Regions from separate parts of the Homo sapiens genome. Here region 1 is linked to region 2. Evidence: read pairs that join two places in POLR2A ChIA-PET (ENCODE). Cell type or tissue: Caco-2. All regions are shown on one strand. Each heading gives the region's core, and the rest is flanking DNA. Links, peaks and the distances in the headings are about the cores only.

Evidence for each region. ChIA-PET counts read pairs that join two places held together with the same protein. Peaks named below come from ENCODE experiments on the same cell type or tissue, not always from the same donor. Only the 100,000 strongest peaks of a DNase experiment are listed, where the experiment ranks them.
Region 1: POLR2A ChIA-PET joins it to region 2 with 13 read pairs; 3 of 35 experiments call an interaction of 5 or more read pairs at or near these places.

The regions. Positions count from the first base shown.
Region 1 is chr2:170,527,828-170,533,214 of GRCh38, forward strand. The region is part of intron 30 of MYO3B (myosin IIIB); the gene reads left to right. Among named protein-coding and RNA genes, the nearest start is that of MYO3B-AS1, 180 kb to the left of the region's middle. In Caco-2, for the core only: no CTCF peak of the experiment used is centred there; a DNase peak (open chromatin) is centred at 2,564.
Region 2 is chr2:170,466,530-170,471,916 of GRCh38, forward strand. MYO3B (myosin IIIB) reads left to right here. Exons shown (of 35, transcript NM_138995.5): 25 at 1-182. Among named protein-coding and RNA genes, the nearest start is that of MYO3B-AS1, 120 kb to the left of the region's middle. In Caco-2, for the core only: no CTCF peak of the experiment used is centred there; no DNase peak of the experiment used is centred there.

The DNA.
Region 1 (5,387 bases), core at 183-5,182, 61 kb after region 2:
CTTATTACTGTATCCCACATGAGATAATAAACTTTAGGGCTGAAACTGTCACTCATTTCTGTAGCACTCACAGAATCCAGAATTTAGAATCTTTGGCCATAACTGGCATAAAATGAAATAATTGATGAATGGACAAATGAATATGTGCTCCTTGAGTTTTTATTTCTGTGAGGTCCAAAGCTAAATTTAATTACTTTGTTCTCTAGAAATGCTTCCTATTTACCTTGAGTTTGATTTGAGCATCCTAGTTAGTTGATAAAGGAGCTAGCTTTCTCAAAAAGTCGAAAATCCTAATTAAACAAGTGAAGGGAGATTCTATTAACACCATGTCATTTTTCTGTGATGCATCTACCTTCCTAACTCAAAAATAAGCTCCAAGTTTGGGAAGATGTTTCTGTGTTTTCTTTAGGAAGCTCACTTATTGGCTGGTAGCTGCCTATGGTTAATATCTCAAATTGAGGGTCAGTTGCTAGGAACTAGGATGTGGTGGACTTCAGCAGATATGATGTTAGAATGCATGTTTGACTTGGGTTTTCTTATATCCCATGCCTGCCATGTGATCCACACTTCAAGGCAAAATTTTATTTTATTTTTTTTGAGATGGAGTTTCGCTCTATCGCCAGACCGGAGTGCAGTGGCGCAATCTCAGCTCACTGCAACCTCTGCCTCCCGGGTTTAACCGATTCTCCTGCCTCAGCCTCCTGACTAGCTGGGACTATAGCTGTGCACCACCATGACCAGCTAATTTTTGTATTTTTGATAGAGACGGAGTTTCACCATGTTGGCCAGGATGGTCTCAATCTCTTGACCTCAAGTGATCCACCTGCCTCAGCTTCCCAAAGTGCTGAGATTGCATGCATGAGAAACTGTGCCCAGCCTCAAGGCAAATATTTTTGTGCCCAATGCATCAGACGACGATGGACGGTTTGGCATGGGAACCAATTTTCAGTTTTTTAACATTTCTTCTATATAGCTGAAGTCACATCATCATCCCCATCAAGGCCTTCAATGTGATCACCTGTGGACATGAACGTTTATGTTTACATTAATCTATCCCTAAACAGACTTGCTGTCAACAATGTTGCTCTACAAAGTTGACTAGCAAGGTTAGGCTCACGTGCTCTCTGGAAAACTTGAACATTTTCAAACCCATTTTAATTTCGTTTGAATAAACTTCATCTAAAACTGAATCATGTACTCAAGATTCCAAAAAATTGCTGTTTAATTTCACCTGATAGCTCTCTTCTTTCTTATAAAAAGTCAATTTTTTAGTATGATATTTTTAGCATGATAATGCCTCTACTTTTTCTAAAGAACTCTCAGTCTCTCACACATGGACACGAAGAGGAGAACAACAGACACTGGAACCTACTTGAGGTTAGAGGTCGGGAGGAGGAGGAGGAGCAGAGAAAATGATTATTGGGTATTAAGCTTAGTACCTGGGTGATGGAATCATCTGTACAACAAACCCCCATGACACAAGTTTACCTATATAACAAACCGGAGCATGTACTCCTGGACCTAAAATAAAAGTTAAAAAAAAAAAAAATTTCAGTCTCCCTTAGACCTCTCCTTTCCTTCCTTCCCTTCTGTCCTCCTTCTCTCCCTCCCTCCCTTCCTTCTTCCTTTTTTTTCTTTCTTCTTGTCTCTCTCCTTATACTATTTATATCTACGTCTCTAAAGTTCTGGTTTCTGATCCAAAAGACAATTTCAAATAATAAGAAAATCTGATCTCTAACCATTTCTCCATCCCTCATCCCCTTCCTGCATTACCCATAGAAATTCAGCACATTGCTGGTACCTACGTTGTATCCTCATCAAGCTCTTTATTATATTCCCGCTCAGAATGAGTTTCTGCCCAAAAGACCTTTACATATTGAGCCTATTTTGAAAAGTTTGAGAAAGGAAAATGGACTCAAGTGGAAAATATTGCAGGAAACAAAATTTTGTAAAAATGAACTTTATATAAGAGTGCTTCATTATCAACACATAATGAAACCTAGATTATAATCCTACATGTTGAAAGAAGATTAACTTTGTACATTTTCACAATTTTATTAACTTCACTTTCTTCACTGGGTTATAAGGAAAACATAATGGTGTTTCAGTTCCAAGTATATTTTGTGAATTAAATAGCAGCTTGTTCCTCACTATAAAAAACAAATATGCCAATATATTTTCCACTAGCATCGCCCTGGTCACCTTAAATTAAGAAGAAACTGGAGTATTTGCCATTAAAAGCTGTTAACAGTAGTAATGCCACAACATCTCCGTGTGCATCTTAGTAACTTCTCAGACTTGTCTCCTTGATGAATAGACAAAACAGGAGGAGGGGTGAATTTGTTCTTTTTATCTGAATGGTGTAGGTGGGGAAGACAGAGAGCAATAGAGAGCTCTCGTGAAACAGAGCTCTAGCGACTGCTGTGCTTGGGAAATTAGATAATAAACAGTCCCTGATACCAAAATTCTAATGGCCTAAGATCAACACAGTCTGGAGACGCAGGTGGGAGTGGCCTTCCTCGCTCTGATCCAGACCCTCCCGGGAGAGCTCTTTGTGTCAACAAGAACAGCCAGTGCTCCTGGCCAGCTCCCAGGACTCAGAGTGGGGCTATCATTTTTGTTTGCTTTGCAAATATCTTAATGGGAAGTGGTTCAACACCACCTATGGGTTAATCTGAGGGGTTCTGCTTGGCAGCTGTTAGCTCTGAGAACCACATGGCCGCTCTCGGGTGCAGGGAGTCAGGCTAGCTGTTAACTACCCAGCGCCAGGTTGAGGCATCGTCTTTGCTTATTGGATTTACTGACTGGCAGGAAGCACCTTGTTGACTTTTATTTTTAGTTTGTTCCTCCTGGGAGAGCAAGGATGTTATTCTCAGATCCAACTGTGCTTTTTTCTCCAAGGGAGGGCAGTTGTTTAAATTATTTTTACTAGCATGAAGCATCCTTTCACCTAAGCTCATTCTCAGAATCTGAAACTTCATATTAAAAGTGGTGGTGTGGTGAAGGTGGAAGGGGCATTGTTGCCAGAAGAAAGATTTAGTATATTAGCCTGCAGGGAGGGCAAACAGTGGAAGCCACAGCCTTGTCTTCACCTGGGATCTAAAGAATTGGATAGATAGTGAATTTCTCTGCTCTACTGTTCCCTTAGTCCTCTCCCCCTCCCTCTCCTCCACCCCAACATGGCTTTCACTTGTCTTATCTTGACCCATAGGAATGTTTCCCTGGGCGACACAACCAAGTCATGCCTTTCTGGATCTGTGTCTGCTGACATTGACACAGATGATCTCTTTCTTTATGCTTTCCTTACAGGATTTCAGGCAGGTAGGATGGTTTCCACAAAGCAGGTTAGGGAAGTACCTGGAGTGATGACAGACATGTAGACAGTTTCCAAATGCCCCATTTGTAAAAATGCAAAAAGTTCAGATTTCTCTGTAGGTCCTGGAAAAAGTGTCTAGCTACCCTCAGGAATAGTGTAACCCAGCTTTTAAAGCCTTATTCTTTCCTGGGGGTTTTCTACACCTACTTGTGGGATTGTCTTGTGGTTGACAACAAGGGCCCTAGAGTCCACTAGACCTGCTACTACAGGGTAAGAACTTCATAAACGCACTTATTTTCTCAAGGCTTCAGTTTCCTCATCTTTAAGTGGAAGATCAAATAGCACAATATCTACCTCACCAAGACATGAAAGTTAAATGAGGTAACATATACAAAGTATGTAGCATCTCATTTGATGCATAAAAAGCACTCACAAATTGTAGTGATTAGAGGAGTTGTTGTTATCTCTGAGGCATCCACTTTAAGTCATCCTTAGTATTATGCATTTTGTACTCATTTTGAAGTCTGTTACTCCCAACCCTTTAAAATCATCCAGTGCCAAACTATGAGTATCAAAGTAAATGATGACAAAAGAGTATAATCCATTGAATAAAATAAGATATCATGAGTCCATGTGGATGGATGGAAGGAAGGAAGGAAGGAAGAGAAGAGGCTGAGCTCTGACTTACAATAAAATATGAAATAATAAAGGTAGATGAAATTAAGAAAACAGAAAATCATCATTTGGCAACTGCAAAAATAATTGTTTCAGGCAATAATTATGAATGGATGCTAACACTACTATGTGAAAGTTTGAGGAGTAATAAACTATTTGCATAGTCTCAGAGTAAGTCCCCATAAGAAACTTATTAATTACAAAAGGACAGTGAAGAAACCTGGCAGAAACCACCTTAACCCAAGTGATGAAAGTTAGCATCACCAGTAATTGAACAAACTGACAGCATGTGCCTCCTGTTATGATGTATTGAGAAGAAGACAACATCACTTTTGTGGATTTCTTGCCAAATGTGCATAACCTGAATTTAATCACGAGGAAACAGCAGACAAGTCCAAATAGAGGGAGCCTTTACAAAATGACCGGCCTGTAGGCTCCAAAATGAAACATGACAGAAGACTGAGAAACTATTCCAGATGAAAGGGAACTAAAAGAACGTTACCTCTGAATGCAATAGATGATCTAGGAATTTATTTTGCTATAGAAGATGCCATTGAGACATTTGGAAAAATCTGAATACAATCTGTAGATTGGAAAATAGTGTCATATTAAATTCTGATTTTGATCATTGTATTCTGGTCATATAAGAAAATGCCCTTCCTTTTTGAAAATACACACACTGAAGTATTTAGGGATAAAAGAGTATCAGGTAGGCTGGGCGCAGTGGCTCATGCCTGTAATCCTAGCACTTTGGGAGGCCAAGGTGGGCGGATCACCTGGGGTCAGGAGTTCGAGACCAGCCTGACCAACATCGTGAAACCCCATCTCTACTAAAACTACAAAAAAAATTAGTCAGGCATGGTGGCAGATGCCTGTAATCCCAGCTACTCGGGAGGCTGAGGCAGGAGAATCACTTGAACCTGGGAGGTGGGGGTTGCGGTGAGCCAAGATTGAGCCATTGCACTCCAGTCTGGGCAACAAGAGTGAAACTCTGTCTCAAAAAAAAAAAAAAAAAAAGAGTATCAGGTTTGTAACTGACTCTCAAATGGTTCAGAAAAAAATTATGCATGTTTGTATGTGTATATATCAATACAGAGACAGAGAGAGGACAAAGCAAATATGTAAGTCTGCTGAGGAATATATAGGATTCCTTATACTATTCTTGCATCTTTTCTATTAATATAATTAAATCAAAATAAAAAGTTGCAATAAACAAGTCAGTGCCACTTCTTGCCCTTTAGACAGGGCAGTTCATCAGCCACTTTCTCTTTAGACTCCTGATCTTTCTCCATTCACACCTAAAAGTCTATTCCACGTCATCATTGCCGTGCTCAGTGATGGTCCTCAAGCTTCTCGGCTGTGACATTGCTGACTAGTCAGCACTCACTGCACACAA
Region 2 (5,387 bases), core at 333-5,332:
AAAATGGTGGTTGGACAGCCCCACTTTGTGCGCTGCATTAAACCCAATGATGACCGAGAGGCCCTGCAGTTCTCTCGAGAGAGGGTGCTGGCCCAGCTCCGCTCCACAGGGATTCTGGAGACAGTCAGCATCCGCCGCCAGGGCTATTCCCACCGCATCCTTTTTGAAGAATTTGTGAAAAGGTCAGACCGTCATCTACGGGAATGCATTCTTATAAATGTAGCTCTACTCTGGCCATCCCTGTGTCCTAAGATTGTTCCTCCTGCGTGCTCTCCTCCAAACATGTAATTGGCTAGTTGCCAGCTACCATTTACTTGCTTGAATGTTGCATTTTTATTGTGCTTCAACTAAACTGCAGTGATCCAGCAGCCAGATTAAGCTTCCTTCTGATCACATTATTTTAAATTTCCATATACGTTTATATGTTATAAATCCTTAGGTCTCAAGTTCTCCAGGTATTTTGTTGTTATGATGAAAGTATCCCTCCATAAGTGGGCCGGATTTGAATGCACCCAAGCACCAGTTCTTCTTCCAGGTTCTGGCATGATATAATACGATAATTAACACTTACATAACACCTGAAGTATCATAAGAGTACAGGACATTTTAGGGCACTATTCTAAAATGTATTATCTCATTTGATCCATAGAACAACCCTATAAGCTAGACTCTATTATCATCCCCATTTTACAAAACGTAAAGGTGAGAAAACTTGGGTATGAAAAGAAAGTAAGTGATTTTCCCATGGTCTCATGCTGGTCAATGTAGAACCAGGATTTGAACCCAGGCAGTCTGGTTTCAGCATGCATGCTTTTAATCTCTTCAGTTCAGTGCATTCAATCAATATTTATTGAAATAAATTGCATGGCACTTTCTTAACCCAGAAAGTGCCTTTGCCTAAGAATGAAATGCTGCTCTTTTCTGAACGACTGCCATAGAGATTATGTATGAATGTGATTACAAGTAGAATTTTCTGTGAAGAAATAAGGAAAACAGTAACAAAAAAAAAACACCCCTGAGAAGCACTGCTGTCTGAGGATGCCTGGAGAGGAATATTGAAATCCATTGTATGCCTGACAAAGACAAGGCAATCAAGAAAAAAAAAATACATTGTAGAATCTGCCTCACTCCTTAAGCCATCCTTAGTGTCTTTTTACTTCCACTCTGAAACATGTGCCCAAAGTCATTTTTTCCAAAATTTTCTCAGGAGAGGATGAGTCATAAATATGGTAGCTTGCTTTGTCACGTCTCCCAAACTCTGCTAAATTCCATGGAAAAGATAAGGCAAAAAAAAAAAAAAAAGTTCCTTGCAATGAGAGCTTTTAAATTAAAAATAAGAAGGAAATGGCTTTTTTTTTTTAAGTGTCTTTGAGCTCCTTTTTTCCTCTTAAATTTGGAAGTGGAACAAGAAAAAAAATTTAGCACATGAATTTGACTAGTCAAGTATTTTTTGTAACAATGTTTGAATACATAAAAATATTTAAGAAAACAGGTCAAATGCTGAACAGATTGGCACTTCTTTGTTCATAATCAGAAAGCCATTAGGCAAGTATGAACAGGAGTTTCAAAATGCCAGTAAATCTGAGGATATCAAAGATTTCTGAGCCAGCAAGTTAATTGGTATTTTGATCCTTTTGAACCACTTAACAAAATGGATGAGTTAGCAGTTTTCTCCCTTGATGTTATTCAACAAATAGGTACACTTCTTATCTTCCTGTTCAAGAGTGCTGTTTTGTAAACTCTTAGCAGGAAATATGCAGACAGGACAATCAAAGACAGGAAACAGAGCCATTCAAGGTTTATTAAATGGAGGTAAATAAAAGATAAAAACTCATTTAATGTGACTCTACATTTTTGTATTTTCTGGCATTCAGGACTGAAACCCTGAGTATACACCTGGTGGTGTTCTTGGGATCATGTTGTTGGGTTCCAGAAAGGGGAAAGACTTCCCCAGTTCCCAAATTACCCAAGTCTGCAGGCTTGGCCAAGCCTAAAATACTTTCTTGCCCCTATTATCTTTGAGCTTTCTGGCAAAATGACTTGGAAGTGCCCTTCCTTATCCTCTACTCATGGAGCCTTTGAGGAAGAGGGTGTCCCCAACATCCTCTCATCAATAGGGCCAGGTGAATTGGAAGTCTTTATGTTCTCGACTAGGCATGAAAGAGGCCACCTGGAAATGCTGGAGCCACACTGTTGAGGGACGTCATAGAAAAGCAATCTAAGCATTTATTGTTTTTATGGTCAGTGGATTCTGATGCATAGTCTCTCAGAATGTCTACAGAGGGCAAACACATAACTGCATGTATTGGGATGTGTTCTGGCAAATGTCTAAAACATAGGGCTGAGTCAGGCTGGGCGTGATGGCTCACACCTGTAATCCTAGCACTTTGGGAGGCAGGCACATCACCTGAGGTTAGGAGTTCGAGACCAGCCTGGCCAACATGGTGAAATCCTGTCTTTACTAAAAATACAAAAATTAGCTGGGTGTGGTGGCTACTTGGGAGGCTGAGCCAGGAGAATCGCTTGAACCCAGGAGGCGGAGGTTGCAGTGAGCCAAGATCGTGCCACTGCGCTCCAGCCAGGGCGACGGAGTGAGACTTCCTCTCAAAAAGATAAAGAATAGGGCTGAGTCTAATTGTTTGTTTATGAAGCTATTGTAGTAAATAATGCAGTTTAGTAAGGAGACCTGAATTCTAGTCTCCTTCAGTATATAACATCTGGAAAGTAACCCAATATTCTGTAAAAGATGTTTCCTCACCTGCATGACAAGAAGGCAGGAATATACAAAGCCCACATTCTAAAGATTTTCAAGGATTACTTGCAGATGCCTGGGGCTTACTTAGTTTCTAAGTCTTCTAGGGATTTTTGCCTTCCCAGTCGAGCTCGCTGGATGAGAGACCTGCATCTACCAGGCTGTGATGCGTAACAGTTGTTAACCATTGAACAAAATGAAACTCTTCCCTCTTCTCTTTCATTGGCATCTTCCATTTCTTCTCATGATGGCGTGGAGAACCATGGTGTCTTGGTATCTCTTTCATCTCATTCTCCTTTCTGTTCCTTCACTCTCTCTCTTCCAGAAACTAGGAGTCACCTTTGACTTCTCCTCACTTCCTTTAAATAATCCATCACCAGGTCCAGCTCACTACCTGCTAAAGTTTCTAAAAAATGTTCCCTTGGGAATCTCTCATCCCTTCTCCCATAGCTTTAGTCCAGCCCTTTTGTTATTATTAACAGCTCAATTTAGATATAATTCACGTATGATAAAAGTCATCTTTTGAAAGTATACAATTCAGCCGGGCACGGTGGCTCACACCTGTAATCCCAGCACTTTGGGAGGCTGAGGAGGGTGGATCACCTGAGGTCGGGAGTTCGAGACCAGCCTGACCAACATGGAGAAACCTCGTCTCTACTAAAAATACAAAATTAGCTGGGTGTGTTGGTGCATGCCTGTAATCCCAGCTACTGAGCAGGCTGAGGCAGGAGAATCACTTGAAACTGGGAGGTGAAGGTTGTAGTGAGCCGAGATCGTGCCATTGCCCTCCAGCCTGGGCAACAAGAGCGAAACTCCGTCTCAAAAAAAAAAAAAAAAAAAAAAAAAAAAGAAGGAAAGTATACAGTTCAAAGGTTTTTAATTAGTCACAGAGTTGTATAAACATGACTACCATCTAATCATAGAACATTTCATTACCTAAAAGGAAACTCCAAACTCATTAGCCATTCTCCCTTTTCTCCTCAATCCCACCAAACTTAGGCAACCAATAATCTAACTTCCATCTGTATGGATTTGCCTATTTTTGACATTTCGTGTAAATGGAATCATACAACGTGGCCTTTTGTGTCTGGCTTCTTTTACTTAGCATGTTTTCAGTGTTGGATGAAATGAATACTGGTACTATGTACCAGTATGTTATTTTTTTGTAGATGAATAATATCCCATTGCATGAATATATCATGTTTTGCTTGCTCATTTATCAGGGGATGAACTTTTGCATTGTTTCCACTTTTTGGCTGTTATGAATAATGCTGCTATGAATATTCATGTACAACTTTTAATGTGGACATATGTTTTCACTTCTTTTGGGTATATACCTACGAGTAGAATTTCTTGGTCATATGGTAACCCTCTGTTCCAAGTGGCTGAACAATTTAAATTACCATCACCAGTGTTATGAGAGTCCCAATTTTTCCACATCGTCTCCAACATTTATTATTGTTTGTCTTTTTTATTTTAGTCATTCTAGTTGATGTGAAGTGGCATCTCATTGTAGTTTTGATTTGCATTTCTCTAATGACTAATGATGTTGAGCAGCTTTTCTGTGTTTCTTGGTTATGTGTATACCTTCTTTGGAGAAATGTTTATTCAAATCCTTTGCCCACTTTATATTGTTGATGTTTATGTATTCCAAATATTAGTCCCTTATCACATAGATAATTTGCAAATATTTTCTCTCTCTCTCTCTCTTTTTTTTTTAATGAGCTACTGGTCACTTTGATATTTTCTCACTCTATGGGTTGTTTTCTCTTTTTTTTTTCTTCTTTGAGATGGAGTCTCATTCTGTCACCCAGGCTGGAGTGCCCTGGCACAGTCTTGGCTCACTGCAAACTCCGCCTCCCGGGTTCAAGCAATCTCATGCCTCAGCCTCCGGAGTAGCTGGGATTACAGGCATCTGCCACCATGCCCTGCTAATTTTTGTATTTTTAATAGAGATGGGGTTTCACCATGTTGGTCAGGGTGGTCTCGAACTCCTGACCTCATGTCATCCACCCACCTCAGCCTCCCAAAGTGCTAGGATTACAGGAGTGACCCACTGTGCCTGGCCTGGGTTGTCTTCTTGATGGTGTCCTTTGAAGCACAAAATTTTTTAATTTTGATGAAGTTCAATTTATGTATGTTTTCTTTTGTTGCTCGTACTTTTGGTATTCTACCTAAGAAGCTATCATCTAATCCAATGTGACAAAGATTTACTCCTATCATTATTCTGGGAGTTTTGTAGTTTTACCTCTTATATTTTAGATCTATGGTCCATTTGGATTTAATTTTTTGTATGGTGTAAGGTAGAAGTCTAACATCATTCTTTTGTATGCGGATATCCAGCAGTTTCAACACCATTTTGTTGAAAATACTGTTATTTCCTCCCATTGAATTGTCCTTGGATTCTTGTTGAAAATCACTTGACCAGGCCGGGGCGCAGTGGCTCACACCTGTAATCCCAGCACTTTGGGAGGCTGAGGCGGGTGGATCACCTGAGGTTAGGAGTTCGAGACCAGCCTGATTAACGTGGAGAAACCCCGTCTCTACTAAAAATACAAAATTAGCTGGGCATGGTGGCACATGCCTGTAATCCCAACTACTTGGGAGGCGGAGGCAGGAGAATTGCTTGAACCCG